2 separate regions of the Homo sapiens genome follow, and region 2 is linked to region 1. A link is a loop called in an ENCODE intact Hi-C map of the cell type or tissue named here. Cell type or tissue: endothelial cell of umbilical vein. All regions are shown on one strand. Each heading gives the region's core, and the rest is flanking DNA. Links, peaks and the distances in the headings are about the cores only.

Region 1 (7,747 bases), core at 1,707-6,706:
CAATTTTTTTCTTTTACAATAAGAAAGCAATCCATTCTGGAAATTCCCCTTCCTCACCCGTGCAGTCATTTCTAAGTTACTGAATTCTTCAGTAAAATAGGGTGATGGGAGAGAGAGAGAGGAGAAGGATAAGGCAACTGGTCATTGGTTGGCATCTGTGGGTATATGATCCATGGGTTTATTATTCAGCCTTACTCTTGGCTGTGGTTGTCTCTTTTCCCTTCGTTATTGAGATGTCCACATGCTTGTCTGGTCCTGAATGCTGCCACTGCAGATTTCTCATGTGATGTGCCCTTGGCTCAGGTTCCCTTCATTTTGGCCAATACATTTTTGTTCATCTTACACCCACATCCCTTACAAAAGCATAGAATAGTGTGACCCTTCTCCCAGAGCAGTCTGCAGCCACAGACGTCCTGGGACTGCACCAGACTCTCTCTGCCTCACTTTTATTGCTGCTCAACTCTTATTATGGCGGTGTTGGAAATTTGGGAATGCCAAGCCCAATTGCTCTCTATTCTCAGATCATATCATTTAGAGATTATCTTCCCTACCCCCTAGGTTTAGTATGAAAGGGGCATAACACAAGCCTACTTATTTCCAACTCTCATCCCTTGCTTATAAGATCCTAGTTATGGGCGGGCGCGGTGGCTCACGCCTGTAATTCCAGCACTTTGGGAGGCCGAGGCAGGCAGATCACTTGGGGTAGGGAGTTTGAGGCCAGCCTGACCAACACGGAGGAACCCCGTCTCTACTAAAAAAAATACAAAATTAGCCGGGTATGGTGACGCATGCCTGTAATCCCAGCTACTCAGGAGGCTGAGGCAGGAGAATCGCTTGAACCCGGGAGGCGGAGGTTGTGGTGAGCTGTGATCACGCCATTGCACACCAGCCTAGGCAAAAAAAGTGAAACTCTGTCTCACACCAAAAAAAAAAAAAAAAAAAAAAAAAAAAAGATCCTAGTTATGGTGACCATGAACACTACTCACAGTTATAGCATAAAATTTTCAACACCAGATTCCTGAAATACTCATAAACTCAACATTTCCTTTCTATTATCTCTAGTTCCTCTACTTTGAGTTATGAAAGTGTCTTTTTAAAATGCTACCCATGCTTCTTCAGTAACACATTTAGGTTAAGAATATTAAGTCTGGTATATATGGAGAGACTGAGAAGGAGGTAGTGATGAGCAGGTGCAAGGGTAGGAGATGGTGTCAGGGAGGGAGTACAGGAGGAAACACATTAGTTAATACTTCAAAATATTATTCAGCTACACCATGGAATACAATTTAGCCACTAGCAATGGCATTGTAGATTGAAATGCAATGTAACTGAACTATCTTCAAAATATTAAAAATGAAATATTTATATTATAAAATAACGTGAACAGTATAGATCCATTTTATGATTCCAAAGTACCTTTATGCATAGAGGTATCCTAGAAATATATAAAAGTTGGTAACAATGATCATCTCTAGTTATTAATATATGGTTGTGCCTTCCAACTTCTTCTCTCTATTCCTGTATCTCTCTCTTCTATGACTATTCTATTTCTTAACTTTATATAATGAGCATGTTTTCCTTTGCAATAAAAACATCCTCAGTTTTCATTTTTTTCAAAGCTGTGGAGGGCAGAAGAGTGATAGGTAGTAGCTGGAAGGAGATGCAAGGTCAAAGGAGGGTTTGTTTGGAATTGCAGAAGTTTGTTCATGTTTATAACTGAAAGGAAGGAGCCAGTAGAGAAGGAAAGGCTGAAGATATGGAGAAAAAGGGGGTCATTGTTGGGGCAAGGTCTTAAAGAAAAACAGAGGGTATGCAATGTAGGATCAAGAGTACAACTGGAAGGATTGCTGTCATCCCAAAAAGAAACACTTCTTTCTTTAAGAGAGAGAGAAAAAAGATGTATTTGTATACCTAAATATTTATAGGAGAGCAGAAACAGGACTAGGGAGAGTATGAGGAAGCCATGCGAGAGTTCATCCTCCTGGGCATGAGGGTGGGCCTCTCTACAAAGGGCTTGAGACAAATAGCTTGCCAGAGCTTCTATGAGAATAGAAGAACTCATTGAAGACAAGCAAATCATTGCCCTAATTGCCCAATGATACTGAATGAGCAGTTGAAGTAGGGCCTATACTTTTTAAAGGCACCAAGCCACACATTTGTAAAATTTTCTCTGGCTGTGCTCAAAGATCTGAGTACAGGAGCAGAAATAGATTCAGGATCCAAATTTTCAGGGCAGAGTGATTCCAATAAATGGGGGGAAAGGGTTCGAGTTTGTCAGGAGGCTTCATAAATTTTGTAATAGCCAAATAATATATTTGAAGCCCTTGAAAAATGAAAAGCCAAGAGACAGCTCAAAATTATTTTTGTCTTCTGTTTCAATCACTGAGGTCACCTCTCTTTAGAATCATGAAAGTGAACAATAAATAACCAACTCCTTTTTCTAAACGATCTTCTCTGGGAAGCACAAAAGCAGATTCTTGCTTTTCAAAGAAAACAATCATCTTTTCTAGGAATTTTGGACCTCAGAGTAATCCATAAAATAGTTATTGCAATACATTGGCTTCTTATTATTCTTAGGATTCCTTCTCTCAGCATCAAAGGAAGAAACCTCCAGATCAGGTTATGACCTTCCTAATCAGAAAGAACAATGTCTTCCTTTGCAGTAGATGCTTATAAGTCTTCCACCACACTTTCCTGTGGCCTATTGTAATTTTCACATATCATAATCTCTCCGTAATCCTGCCTTTCTAATAGGGGTTTCAGTTTTATCTTCTCAGAGAGAACAACACAATCTAAGAGCTATCTAATTCTTTAGCTTTTGCATTTTTCCCTTCTTAGTATTGGAGCCATTCCAGAAAACAGCTCTAGTCAAAAGGACTATTTACGTCTATCGTCGGACATTATTATTGAGGAAAAACAACTGCACGCAGATGTTGCAGTACTTTTCACGGGCATAGAAATGATCATGATGAAAAAGCGCTGTTTCAAAGATATGAACGGACGTGAAGAAACCCATAAACCCAGGTTTAAATTCAGGAGCAGGCTTTACTTTCTCTTATTCATAGTAAGCCCTGTTGAAAAATTGGAAACAATACTTTACATCACTTATTATTTACACAATTCTTTCCCCAAGTATTCAATGATTTTCTACTGCCTGTCTCTATCAATCAAACTTTAGTCTGCATGCAGAATGTGGGTGATTCACTGGCCCCTGCTTTTAACCTCTCAGGCTATTTTTCAAACCCTTGGAACCAGCTAAGCAGCTTTGCTCATGATTCCTCAAACAGGTCTCAAGTAATACTGCTCAACACCTTTGCTCTTTCTGATGGCTCTCCCTACCCACTCTCCACTTACCCTCTTAGTCAATGCAAGACCACCTTCTCTAGGGACCTCTGCAATTCGCCATCTTCTGTGGTCACTGGTTTCTCTGCACAATTTGAACATAGAACCCTCTGGGACCCTTGTAAAAATACACATTCCCAAATGGTGGTTACCAGAGGCTCGCGCTGATAAGATGGATAGAGAGGTGCTAGTCAAAGGCTACAGCATTTCAATTAGGAGGAATAAGTTCAAGACATGTATTGTACAACATGGTGCCTATAGTAAATAACAATACGTTGTATTCTTGAAAATTGCTTAGAGTACATTTTAAGTGTTCTCAAACCCCCCAAAATGACATGTGAAGTGATGCATATGTTAATTAGCTCAATTGAGTCATTCCACAATGTATTTCAAAAAACTTGTTGGTCATGATAAATATATGCAACTTTTACCTCTCTAGTAGAATAGACAAATAAAATGAATTAAAAAAAAATGAAACAACCTAGTAACCATATATTAAAAAAAAATTCCCAGAATCTCATGACTGACACATCTGTCTATAGTCCAGAGTGCTTCCTCAACTTCAATGTGCTTATGAATCATACAGGAAAATTACTAAATATGCGATTCTGATTCACTAGGTCTTTGACGGGTCTGGCAATCCAACACTTCTAACAAGTTTCCAGGCAATGCCAATGCTGTTGGTCCTCAGTTCACACTGAATAGCAAGGGGATAGTGTAAGACTAGGGAAGTTGTATTATTATTTCTTTTCCAAACAATTTTGATGCAACCAGCCTAGGAACAGTTAATCAATATGCATTTAGGAACTACCACTCCCTACTCTTCTGGCTGTCAGCATGTGCTCCCCTGCTCTATTGCAGTAATTTATCTATGTATATGTTTGACTTGTATCCTCCGCTGTCCTGCAAATTGGTGAAAAGTTCAAGGATATTTGATATCCCTTTGGACTTCTCCATTGAGCAGAATGTCCATAGAGTCAATGGCCAATTAATATATGTTAAAAGAAAATGAATGATAAATTATCGGATAGAAAGTGACTTCAGGCCATGCTCCGTGGCTCATGCCTGAAATCCCAGCACTTTGGGAGGCCGAGGTGAGCGGATCGCCTGAGGTCAGGAGTTTGAGACCCGCTTGAGGTCAGGAGTTTGAGACTAGCCTGACCAACATGGTGAAACCCCGTCTCTACTGAAAATACAAAAATTAGCCAGGTGTGGTGGCGGGTGCCTGTAATCCCAGCTACTCAGGAGGCTGAGGCAGGAGAATTGCTTGAACCGGGGAGGCGGAGGTTGCAGTGAGCTGAGATCGTGCCACTGCACTCCAGTCTGGACAACAGAGCAAGAATCTGTCTGGGGAAAAAAAAAAAAAAAGAAGAAGAAGGACAGTGACTTCAAAGAGGCTGCTATAATAAATGCAGAGTGAAAATGAGAAATGATTTTAAATTTGAGATTTTATTTGAATTTTAACATAGGCTGCTTCCATTAAGTATGAAAGGATGTCCACAGAGTCAATGGCTAATTGAAAGGATACATATTAAAATCCATGGTTCGGCCTCTAGGGTGACACTTCCCAATGTTTCCTGCCATATTTATTATTAATCTGGTCTTGGATCTGTCTTAATTACAAGGTGTCTTGTTTTCTTCTTCTCACACCTGATTTCAGGATGCTGAGGTCAAACGCTCTGCTTTTCAAGTTCCCTGCATTACACTGTACCTTGTTTTGAACACCTGAAATGCATAAAATCTAGGGTTAACATGGATTTTATGTTGTCCTCTGGGGCAGGAAAATATAAAACCTGAGCTCCAGGAATTGCATATTTCCTGTTTTTATTGGTCATAAAGCTTTCATAGTGGGGCAGGTGGCACAAACAGAGACAAAATCGACTAAATCCTAGCAAGTCTCTTTCCCAGATGAGGGCTAGCCTCTCCCTCCATACAAAACCTTATTAAGACACCTGCACAGAAAACCTACTGCAGTACTCAAGCCCATTTTAAGCATGCAATTCAATGGCTTTTAGTAAAGTACCTAGTGGTGGTACATCTGTCTCACTATAATCCAGATTTATAATGTTTCAATCATCACAATAAGATCCCTCAGGCCCCTTCATAGTTAATGCCTGTTTCCACCTCAATTCCAGGTAACCACTAATCTATTTTCTGTCTCTATAGATTTGTATTCTCAGGACTTTGCACACAAGTGGAATCATACTATTACATGATATTTTGTACCTGGCTTATTTCACTTAGCATAATGCATTCAAGGTTCACCCACGTAATAGCCCGAAACAGTGCTTTATCTTATTATTGCTGAATAGTATTTCATTGTATGAAAATACCACATTTTATTTCTCCCTTCACTAATTAATGGAGATTTGAGTTGGCTCCACTTTTTGTCTATTATGAATAATGCTGCTATGAACATGCATGTATATGTTTTGGTGTGGACATATGTTTTCATTTCTTGGGTAGAATTTCATTTCTGGGTTATATGATAAATTTGTTTCACTGATTAAGAAACTGCCAAAGTGTTTTCCAAAATGGCTATACCATTTTACATTTCTCTTAGCAGTGCGTGAGGCTTCTGTTTCTCTGCATCCTCAACAACTGTTATTGTCTACTTTTTTGTTATCACCATCCTTGTGGATGTGAGATAGAACCTCATTGTGGCTTAAACTTGCATTTCCCTAATGACTAAGATATTGGGCAATTTTTTTTATGTGCTTACTGATCATTCGTATATCTTCTTTGCTGAAAAGTTTCAATAGTTACTTTCTTTTTAATGTAAAAGTGTCATAATGGTTCTTATTTCAACTGATTTCATTTATATGTGGATGACAACGTAAAACGTGCAAAGACCAACCATTCTCCAAATAGAAAAGGGCTGAATAGGCTGGGCACTGTGGCTTATGCCTGTATTCCCATCACTTTCGGAGGCCGAGGTGGGTGGATCAGCTGAGGTCAGGAGTTCAAGACCAGCCTGACCAACATGGTGAAACTCTGTCTCTACTAAAAGTACAAAAAACTAGCTGGCCGTGGTAGTGCATGCCTGTAATCCCAGCTACTAGGGAGGCTGAGACAGGAGAATCACTTGAACCGGGGAGGTGGAGGTTGCAGTGAGCCGAGATTGCACCATTGCACCCTAGCCTGGGTGACAAGAGCAAAATTCTGTCTCAAAAAAAAAAAAAAGGCTGAATAATATTAGTAGTAGATATAACAATAAATACATTTTAGGAAATGTATGCTTCATGTTATAGTATGCAATAAAAATGTTTTATTAACACAAAAGTTTTCCATTAATTAACTTGAATTTCAATTGACACAGTTCAGTTTTTTTTTCTTTTTCTTAACTCTCTTTGCCACTCCTCAGTCCTACCCACTATAAACCTAAATACCATGGTAAGCTATTACAGCATTGGGAACAGATGGTGAAGTTTTCCATAAAAGAGAAAGGGAAACAGACCTGTCTGAAGCAAGGTAAGTAAACACAGAGCACATGAATGGTGAGAACGAAAATAGAGTGTTAAGTATAAATTAAAAATAGAAAGCATGATTACTCAACTTGCTTTGGGAAAAAAATCTTTTTAGAAAATGGCTAATAGAAAGTGTGCGTAAATCAAAAAATGTTTAAAAGTCTTTGGAACATGGCCATACAACATTATTGGGGACAATAAGTAAAACATTCAGCAACAGTAAAACAGAGTAGAAGAAATTATCTAGATAATTTAGTAACAATTCACACTTTTATAAGGGAATGCTTTTTGTCTTATTTTGTCTTTATGACAATAAAAAAAGCTGTTGACATAAGTCAAACAAGAGGATAATTATTATTCTCTTTTCCAGTTCTATTTTATGTATAGTCACAAATAGTAAAAGGAAGCCAGACTTTCTTCTTCTTCTTTGAGTTTCTTCTATTAATAAAAAGAGAAAATACGGAGTAATCACTATTGTTACCTACAATACAGGTTATTGCCTTGAACTGAGCCAGAAGACTCTTAGTTTGCTTGTTGCTGTTGTTATTGTTGTGGCTTTTGTTCTTTATTTGTTTCTCTGATTTAATATCCATATTTTGGAAAAAATACATAAGGCTTACTTTAATTTCCATATCCTCTTCACAAAATAGAACAGAAAGTGTAAAGTCTTCTCTTTGTGATGGAAGAATGTTTTTTCAATCTTTGAATTCATGTGTTGTCTTTGGAAAGAACTTCTGTTACTCTTCTAATCACCAATTTAGATAATCACAGGCTTTGTGGAGTGACTATATATACATGTCATGTGTGAACAGCATTAAATGATGGTTATTACTAATAACACCTTACCTTTGTGGGGTTTCCAATGTATAATACTTTAATATACATTGCCTCACATAATAATATATACCTCACAGTATAATTAGGGGAGTTATTATACC
Region 2 (7,747 bases), core at 1,225-6,224, 210 kb after region 1:
AATGAGAAAAAATAAAGCAGTTAGGAAATGCACAATGACTCTTAGATATTAATACATTCATGGAATTAAATGTAATTTCATAACCTCTGCCAAATCACCTATACTCTAGGATGCTATATCCTCAATAAAAAATAATAATATGAAGGGTATAAAAAACTTTTATTCTTATGCCATTATAAAAAAATTAAAATGTTATTAGCTAGAAGACAGGACCAGCTACTAAGTAGTTAATACATGTTTAAAATGCTTTCAGCCGGGCGCAGTGGCTCATGCCTGTAATCCCAGCACTTTGGGAGCCTGAGGCAGGGCAGATTCCTTGAGCCCAGGAGTTTGAGACTAGCCTGGGCAACATGGTGAAACCTCGTCTTTACAAAAGATGCAAAAAAATAGCCAGGCATGGTGGCGCACACCTGTAATCCCAACTACACAAGAGGCTGAGATGGGAGAATCTCTTGAGCCTGGGAAGTCAAGGCAGCAGTGAGCGAAGATCGTGCCACTGCACTCCAGCCTAGGCAACAACTCTGTCTCTCTCTCTCTCTCTCACACACACACACACACACACACACACACACTCTCTCTCTCTCTCTCTCTCTCTCTCTCTATATATATATATATATATATATATACATATGCGGTCTGTTTTAAATATTTTAATTAAGACAAATTATTTCCTTCACTTCAAATTTGCCTTAAAAAAGAAAGAAGAATATATTAAAATAAACCAATATAACAAAGGAAGTCCATTTTAAAGCTGTATGTTACATTTCTGTTTTCACCATGAAGGAATAACTGGCACCAGATTGATCTTCCCATCACAGAAAACTAGAATGTAGAAAAAATGTATTTGTAAAATGGCTTTCAAACATTTGGCAGCTGGCTGGGAAGGACTGTGGTCTTCAAGAAAAGAGAAACAAATGAAATGATTTCTCTGATCATCCTGGCTTTCTATCTTGCTATCTTGAAGGCTTTACTGAAAACCAGCACATAGCTCAGATACCCAGAAAGGGCATGACATTCTCCATAAGCTGGAGAGAAATGATGAGAGGGAAGGGAGGGAAAAGGAGAGGGAGGGAGGGAGAGAGGCAGGCAGGGAGGGAGGGAGAGAGGGAGAGAGAGAAAGAGAGAGAGAGAGAGAGTGAGAGAGAGAGAGAGAGAGAGAGAGAGAGAGAGAGAGATCGATCTCGGAACTCAGGAAAGCAAAAGCAGCTAGAATTTGTGGAGCTATGTACCTGAGAAAACTAGGAAAATACCTCCAGAAATCTTCATAAGAGTCTTCTTAAGCCTTTGGCTGAACTCTAACCTGCACGTGCATAGGGTGAGACTCTGAGATTGGATAAAAAACAAGCAGTTGGAAAAGAACAATTATTTCTGGAGCTTAACAAGTAGGAGTTATATCTGTTCTAACCAATCAGTGTAAAGGAAACTTGTTGATCACTAGGGCATTCAGTGGACATTCATGAAAGACTATGTTTCAGAGGAGGACTAAATTAAGCCTATACCCAACTCTACATAAAGTAATAATATAAAGCATGTGGAATAGTATTAAAAAATTCAAGGACCAAATATACAGAAAAATCTGCAGACTTAGAATAAGCAAAGATTTCTTAGCTAGGGCATAAAATGAATGAACAATGAAAGGAAAACAATATGTATCAATTAGACTTCATCAAAATGTAGAATTTCTGCTCTTGAAAAGACACTGTGAAGAAAATAAATGGCAATTTAGAGACTAGAATAATTTTCAATATATCAACAGAGAGGTGGAATACAGAGACTAGATAATCTTTAGAAGATTTGTATCCAGAATGCATATATTTATATATACATAGTCAAATATTACAAATGGCTCATTAAAAAATAGGTCAAAGATTTGAACAGATATTTCACAAAACAAGATAAAGGAATAGCCAATAAGCATATGTTCAATATCATTAGCTATCAGGAAAACACAAACCAACAGTGACACTTCACACATATATAATGGCTAAACTGAGAGTCCTGAGTGTTGGCAAGGGTATGGAGCCATCCAAACTCTACTATATTGCTAGTGGAAAAATGATAAAATCACTTTGGAAAGCAGTTTGACAAGTTCCTGTAAAGATGTACATCTATACATTTACCATGTGACTTGGTAATTTTAATCCTAGAGAAATAGAAACCTATGTCTACACAAAGAATTGTAATTCAATGTTTATAGCAGATTTAAACATAATAGTCAAAAGTCTGCAAACAGTCAAAATGTCCCACCTCAAGGGAATAGATGGCAAATTGTGGATATTCATGACATGGAATACTAGTCAGCAGGAAAAAAGGAACAAGCTACTGTTTTGTGCATGTATCTTGTACAGGAATGAATCTCAGAAATATGCTGAGCAAAAGAAGACAGAAGCAAAAGAGTACATACTATATGATTCTATTATATAACCTTAGAATAGGCAAAACTAATCTAAAGTTATGTAAATTAAACCTGATTGCTAAAGGTGGGAGACTGCAAACAGTCATAAAGAAACTATTTGCAGTGACAAAAATATTCTGTACCTTGATTTAGAAGGTGGTTATACAGATGTATACATTTGTCAAGTTGAACTAAACATTTAAAAGAGACACATGATTATGTGCAATATTGTAAGTTGTATTTGATTATCTATAAGCTATAGTTCAATAACATTAACATTTAAGTTTTCATGAAGAAAATCCTCTTGTGTGAATAAAGAAATAATCCTCTTGTATGAATAAAGGAAAAAATAATAAATAAGATTTTCTTAAATTTATCTTTTTTCTTTTTCTACAAAAAAGGCATTATATCATAGCTATTTAATACAAAGCTTTAGGAATGGAAAAGACCTGTGGTCAAAATCCTAGCATTGTACTTTACTAGATACAGACTTTTGGCCAAGTTACTTTACCTCCCTATACCTCTGCTTTCTCATCTGTAAAATGTGAATAATATTACCTCCTGGGAGAATTATTGTACAACTTCATTGAGACAATGCCTCCAAAGCATTTAGCACAATGCTTGCATATAAGTACTCATTACCTATAGCCATTATTATTTTAAATGCCATTATTAGTTATTTCATCATAGCATGATTTCAGGAGGAACTTATAAGTAAGCATATACGTCAAGTCTATTTATCAAGCCAAAGTAAATAATAAATAATGACTTGATCTTATAATGATATCAATAACTAAAGGCTTAAGCAACAGCTCGAACTTTTAATATCACTTGTTTGCCCCCACTGAAATTACAATCAATGAAAGAAGAATATGGATTTTGATTTCTGAACAAACAAGAATTACTCAGCAGCTCAGTATAACAAAACATAGAACTTCATCTCCAGCAGAGGATGTCCCTGTTGCTAACTAGAATTTTCACACCTTAATAGCTGCAGTGTCTAAAGCTCTTTTTTAGATCATTGTATTAATGTTGCTGGCTTAGATGTCAATTCAATACATGGCATGGAAAAACATTGTCCAACGCAGCGTTTCTTACCCATGGGAGTCTATAAAGCCCAGGGCTTTTCAGGAGTTCTGCTACTTACCTGAAACTGTAGGCAAAGCTGGGCAAATGTATTTATGAATGTATTTTGAGGATGTGGTTATAAGTCAGACATTTAAAAGAGTCTATGAACCAAGCAAAGATAACTTAAAGCATACTTGAGAGACAAACACATTAGTAGCCCTGAAGGTTCCCCAGAAAATATCCAGGAAAACGTCTGAACACCACTATTGTTTTCCTATTTTTAAAAATGGAATTTCATTTGCTATAGTAAAGTGTCTTGGAAATTCCCTTGATGTTGATGATACTAGATTAGTCCATGTGACTGAGTGATCATACGAAGGGTAGCCCCAGATTAAAAGCATTGCATAGAACAAGCTGATCGGAAAGGAATTCTATTTTTAGCCTCCAGCTTTGTCATATGTCTAATTTTCCCTGTGGTTACAGTGGCCCGTTGCCAGTGTCCTCTGAGGATGACTGGGCTGAGGAAAATAGGGATTCGCTTCCTACTGCTGACCACCAACAAAGGCAGGATATATTGGAAATCCTGGCATGAGATGCTATTCTTTATTATGAATATTATTACGTTATTTCATTATTTTTTAGGTGCTGAAGGGCACAGTCTATTTTTGAAACACAGAGGAAGAAAAACAGAAATCTCATATGCTACAAATTTGTAGACTTCAGAACCCAAACAGGACTAACATGCTTTCTCCTTCGCCTTGGAGGTGGAGGGGGTGCTTTGAAGGTTGTCCTGGCATGTTCTAGGCTCTGGACTCCTAGAAAGTTTAGTGACATAATGGGCACCTGTACCTTCATAGGGTTTATCTACCACCCTGTGAAAGTTGTCAGAAGGAGTCACTAATGTTAAGAAAATCCTGACAGATAGGGCCAGTGAAGGCCATGAAGAGAGGATTCTCACACTTGTATGCTTGATAACAACAACAACAAAAATGAGACAATCCACAACCTTCACAAAGACCACAATAACTTTACACAAAATATACTTCTGCCAGGACATCTGCCCAGCAACTGCCTCCCTAACCTCGACTGTCGTCACTCTTGTTATTGATCTTTGTTACAAAGGATAATTATTTCAAAACAATTAAGTAATACTCCTGAGTTTTTCCCTTTAAAAACCTTTGTCTTCCTTTACCTCCCTGAATATGCACATATTTACTATGGCATGCATATATTCCCATCGCAATATTTTATTCCCAAATAAGTGTTTTCTTTTAGAAAGCCTCTGTTTGTTTTTTAGGTTGGCAATCCTTTCAAGTGCATATATCTTACCAAGACTTCCAATAGATTTTCCATTTCCTGTTCATCCATTCCAATAATAACAGTATCACCCATATAGCTGACCAGTGTAATGTGCTGCAAAATACCAAGGTGACCCATATCCCTTCAGACTTTATTCTGATTATGGGAGGAAAATTAGTTTGGCCTTGGGACAAGACTATAAATATATACTGTTTTCTATCCCATGCAAATTTGATTCTGTACTGTTTCTGGTTGTCCTTCCTAAGAGTGATGGAAAAAAAAATGTATTAATTAAGTCAGTGGTCACATGCTATGTACCAGAAGCCATATCAATCTGCTCTAGCAAAGATACAGTATCTACCACCACTGCTGCCATCAAGAGGCTTCTAGTTGATGGAGTCTGTGATATCCTACTGTCGTTCAACAGAGTCTGTGCAGCATTGTAGCAGGCCCGAGAATGGTGGGTTAAACAGAGACATGATGGGGATCATCATTCTTGCAGCTTTTAGCTCTTTAAAGTTGGCATCAATTCTGTCATTCCCCCTGGAATTCAGCAGCATTATTTTTCATTTACCTCGAGTAACATTTACTGCTTTTGGTAGACAGATCTGAGTTTTTATACACACATAAATTTTTGTAACTATACTGTATGTAGGATACAGGATAATTCCAACACACCGAAGAATTCTCTTGTGCCGTCTCTTTCATTCCAATCCCCCACAACATGCACACATAGACACATAGACACATATCTAACCTCTAACCTCTGGCAATCACTGAGCTATTCTCTCTCTTGCCTTTTCCAGAATGCCATGTAAATGTAATCATACACAAGTAATTTTTTGAAACTGGATTTTTTCACTTAATAAAATGCATTTAAAATTAACCCAAATTGCATATAACAATGATTCATTCCTTTTTCATTGCTGAGTAGTATTCTATTGTGCAGATGCACCATAGTTTATCCGTTCATCTACTGAAGGACATTTAGATTGTTTCCAGTTTGGTAAAATTATACATTTTAGAGCTGTTTTAAACATTTATGTACTGATTTTTATGTGAATCTATTTTAAAATTTTCCTGGGTTAATGTATTTATCATCTATTGCTATGTAACAGATTATGCCAAAACTCAACAGCTTAAAACAATATGAATTTATTTCTCTTTATTTCTTTGATCAGGAGTCTGGGCATGGGATGGCTGTGTCTTCTACTTCAAATCTCTCACAGGATGCAATCAAGTTTTATCAACTGGCCTAGGGAAGGATTCAATTCTTAGGTCTTCCATGGTGGTTAGTAAGACTGTTCCATGTGGCTTTTGGATGGTCTGAACTCATTCAACATTGTCAGTGGGTAGGTTTTCTGACCTTCAGTTGCATATCCAATTGGCATGTCCACTTCTCTGAGCCTTTTGAACCCTTCCTCTACCATTTTCCATGGCAATCCTGGCATTGCTACTTCACTTAGTAGTGGCTATCACCTTTTACTTGTTTTCTTTTCTTTCTTTCTTTTTTTTGAAATGGAGTCTCACTCTATCACCCAAGCTTGAGTGCAATGGCGCCATCTCAGCTCACTGTAACCTCTGCCTCCCAGGTTCAAGTGATTCTCATGCCTCAGACTCCCCAGTAGCTGGGATTATAGGTGTGCACCACCACACGAGCTATTTTTTTGTGTGTGTATGTATTTTTAGTAGAGACAGGGTTTCACTGTGTTGGCTAGGCTGGCCTCAAACTCCTGACCTCAAGTGATCTGCCAGCCTCAGCCTCCTAAAGTGCTGGGATTACAGGCGTTAACCTGTAAAAGGAGGCCCGGCTTCCTTTTACTTGTTTCCAAAAGTCATTCTAGCAGCATATTAGTACCATCTCCCAAGGTTGCTACCAAGGTATAAAATCCTACACTACAGGAGGGATATCCTGTATCAACACACTCTACTTCATCCAACTTTACATATTATCCCCCTTGATCCACTACCCTCAAGATCCAGACCCAGATATACTACCCTGGCTAGGTCCTGCAACTCCTTCTGTCCATAGTCAGTGTCTTCCTTAACTAATTTATCACTTCCTCAGCTGGGCCAATGCCACATTGCATTTCAAATCTATTAGTCTATTGGCTAGCAGAAGAGGTGAGAGTATCATCTGAGATTAATCAAATGCAGATAAACCTCATCAGTAAAAAGTGGGCTACTTCTGCAGGGCCAGAATGTCCAAAGAGATTCAAGACACTCATGTGCATCAGCCCAGGTATAACCAACCCAACTTTCAGGGTCTCACTCTTTCCCAATAAAGGCCCTGACGATGGCATAATAGATCTGTTGGGATTAAGAACTTGACTTTCTCTGGAGCTTAGCTACTCTTGAAATTAAGTTCTATGTTATAATCACCTTTTTCTGTCCACTAGCTAGAGATGTGAAACTTTATATGTTGCTATGGAGACTGGCTTTCAAGCTTTACCTTATATTGATTATTCATCACAGGCTTTTTGTTATTTTCTAATAAATTGATAACCATCATAAATAAACATCCAATTCCACAGTATTTATAATTAATACCCTCCTCCAACTTCTAAAATGGATAAAACAGTGTTTCTCTAAGGACATTTTCTTTCACTGATTTCCCATCACAGTCAGCTTCCTGGGTCCACTTTCAGTGCAACTTCTAATACCAACTGTCATAGGTCAGGTTCACTAGGAAATAAACATTGAGATTCTGAGTTTTATGTGTAGCAAGTTCATTGGAGAATAAGGAAAGCAGGATTTGGGATAGAGAAGTGTTTAACTGTGAGGCAATGCAAGAGATGCCTCAACCAATCCAGTCGGGGGTTTTAGAACTTGGAGAGTCCTTCAGAGTGATCCCCTTGGAGCAAGAGGACAGAGCTTTGTGCTCTTATGTCAACCAGTCATTGGATATGGGTCAACCACAGGGATGGAGCATAACCTGGGATGAGGCAGTTTTCTTACACTGAGGACAGTTTCTAGAGAATAACT

What was found. Hi-C counts contacts between places; a loop is a spot of excess contacts. Peaks named below come from ENCODE experiments on the same cell type or tissue, not always from the same donor. Only the 100,000 strongest peaks of a DNase experiment are listed, where the experiment ranks them.
Region 2: it touches region 1 in a loop (10-fold over the local background); 1 of 110 quality-filtered maps calls a loop at or near these places.

The regions. Positions count from the first base shown.
Region 1 is chr17:70,036,748-70,044,494 of GRCh38, reverse strand. All of the region lies in intron 1 of LOC105371881 (a long non-coding RNA gene), which reads left to right. LOC124904053 (a long non-coding RNA gene) reads right to left here. Exons shown (of 2, transcript XR_007065891.1): 2 at 4,773-5,067. It overlaps LOC112267896 (a long non-coding RNA gene), which reads left to right and starts at 6,727. Exons shown (of 5, transcript XR_001752989.3): 1 at 6,727-6,813. In endothelial cell of umbilical vein, for the core only: no CTCF peak of the experiment used is centred there; DNase peaks (open chromatin) are centred at 2,774 and 3,954; H3K27ac peaks cover 2,649 bases.
Region 2 is chr17:69,824,451-69,832,197 of GRCh38, reverse strand. The region is part of intron 3 of LINC01483 (long intergenic non-protein coding RNA 1483); the gene reads right to left. Among named protein-coding and RNA genes, the nearest start is that of LINC01497, 130 kb to the left of the region's middle. In endothelial cell of umbilical vein, for the core only: no CTCF peak of the experiment used is centred there; a DNase peak (open chromatin) is centred at 3,937; H3K27ac peaks cover 1,555 bases.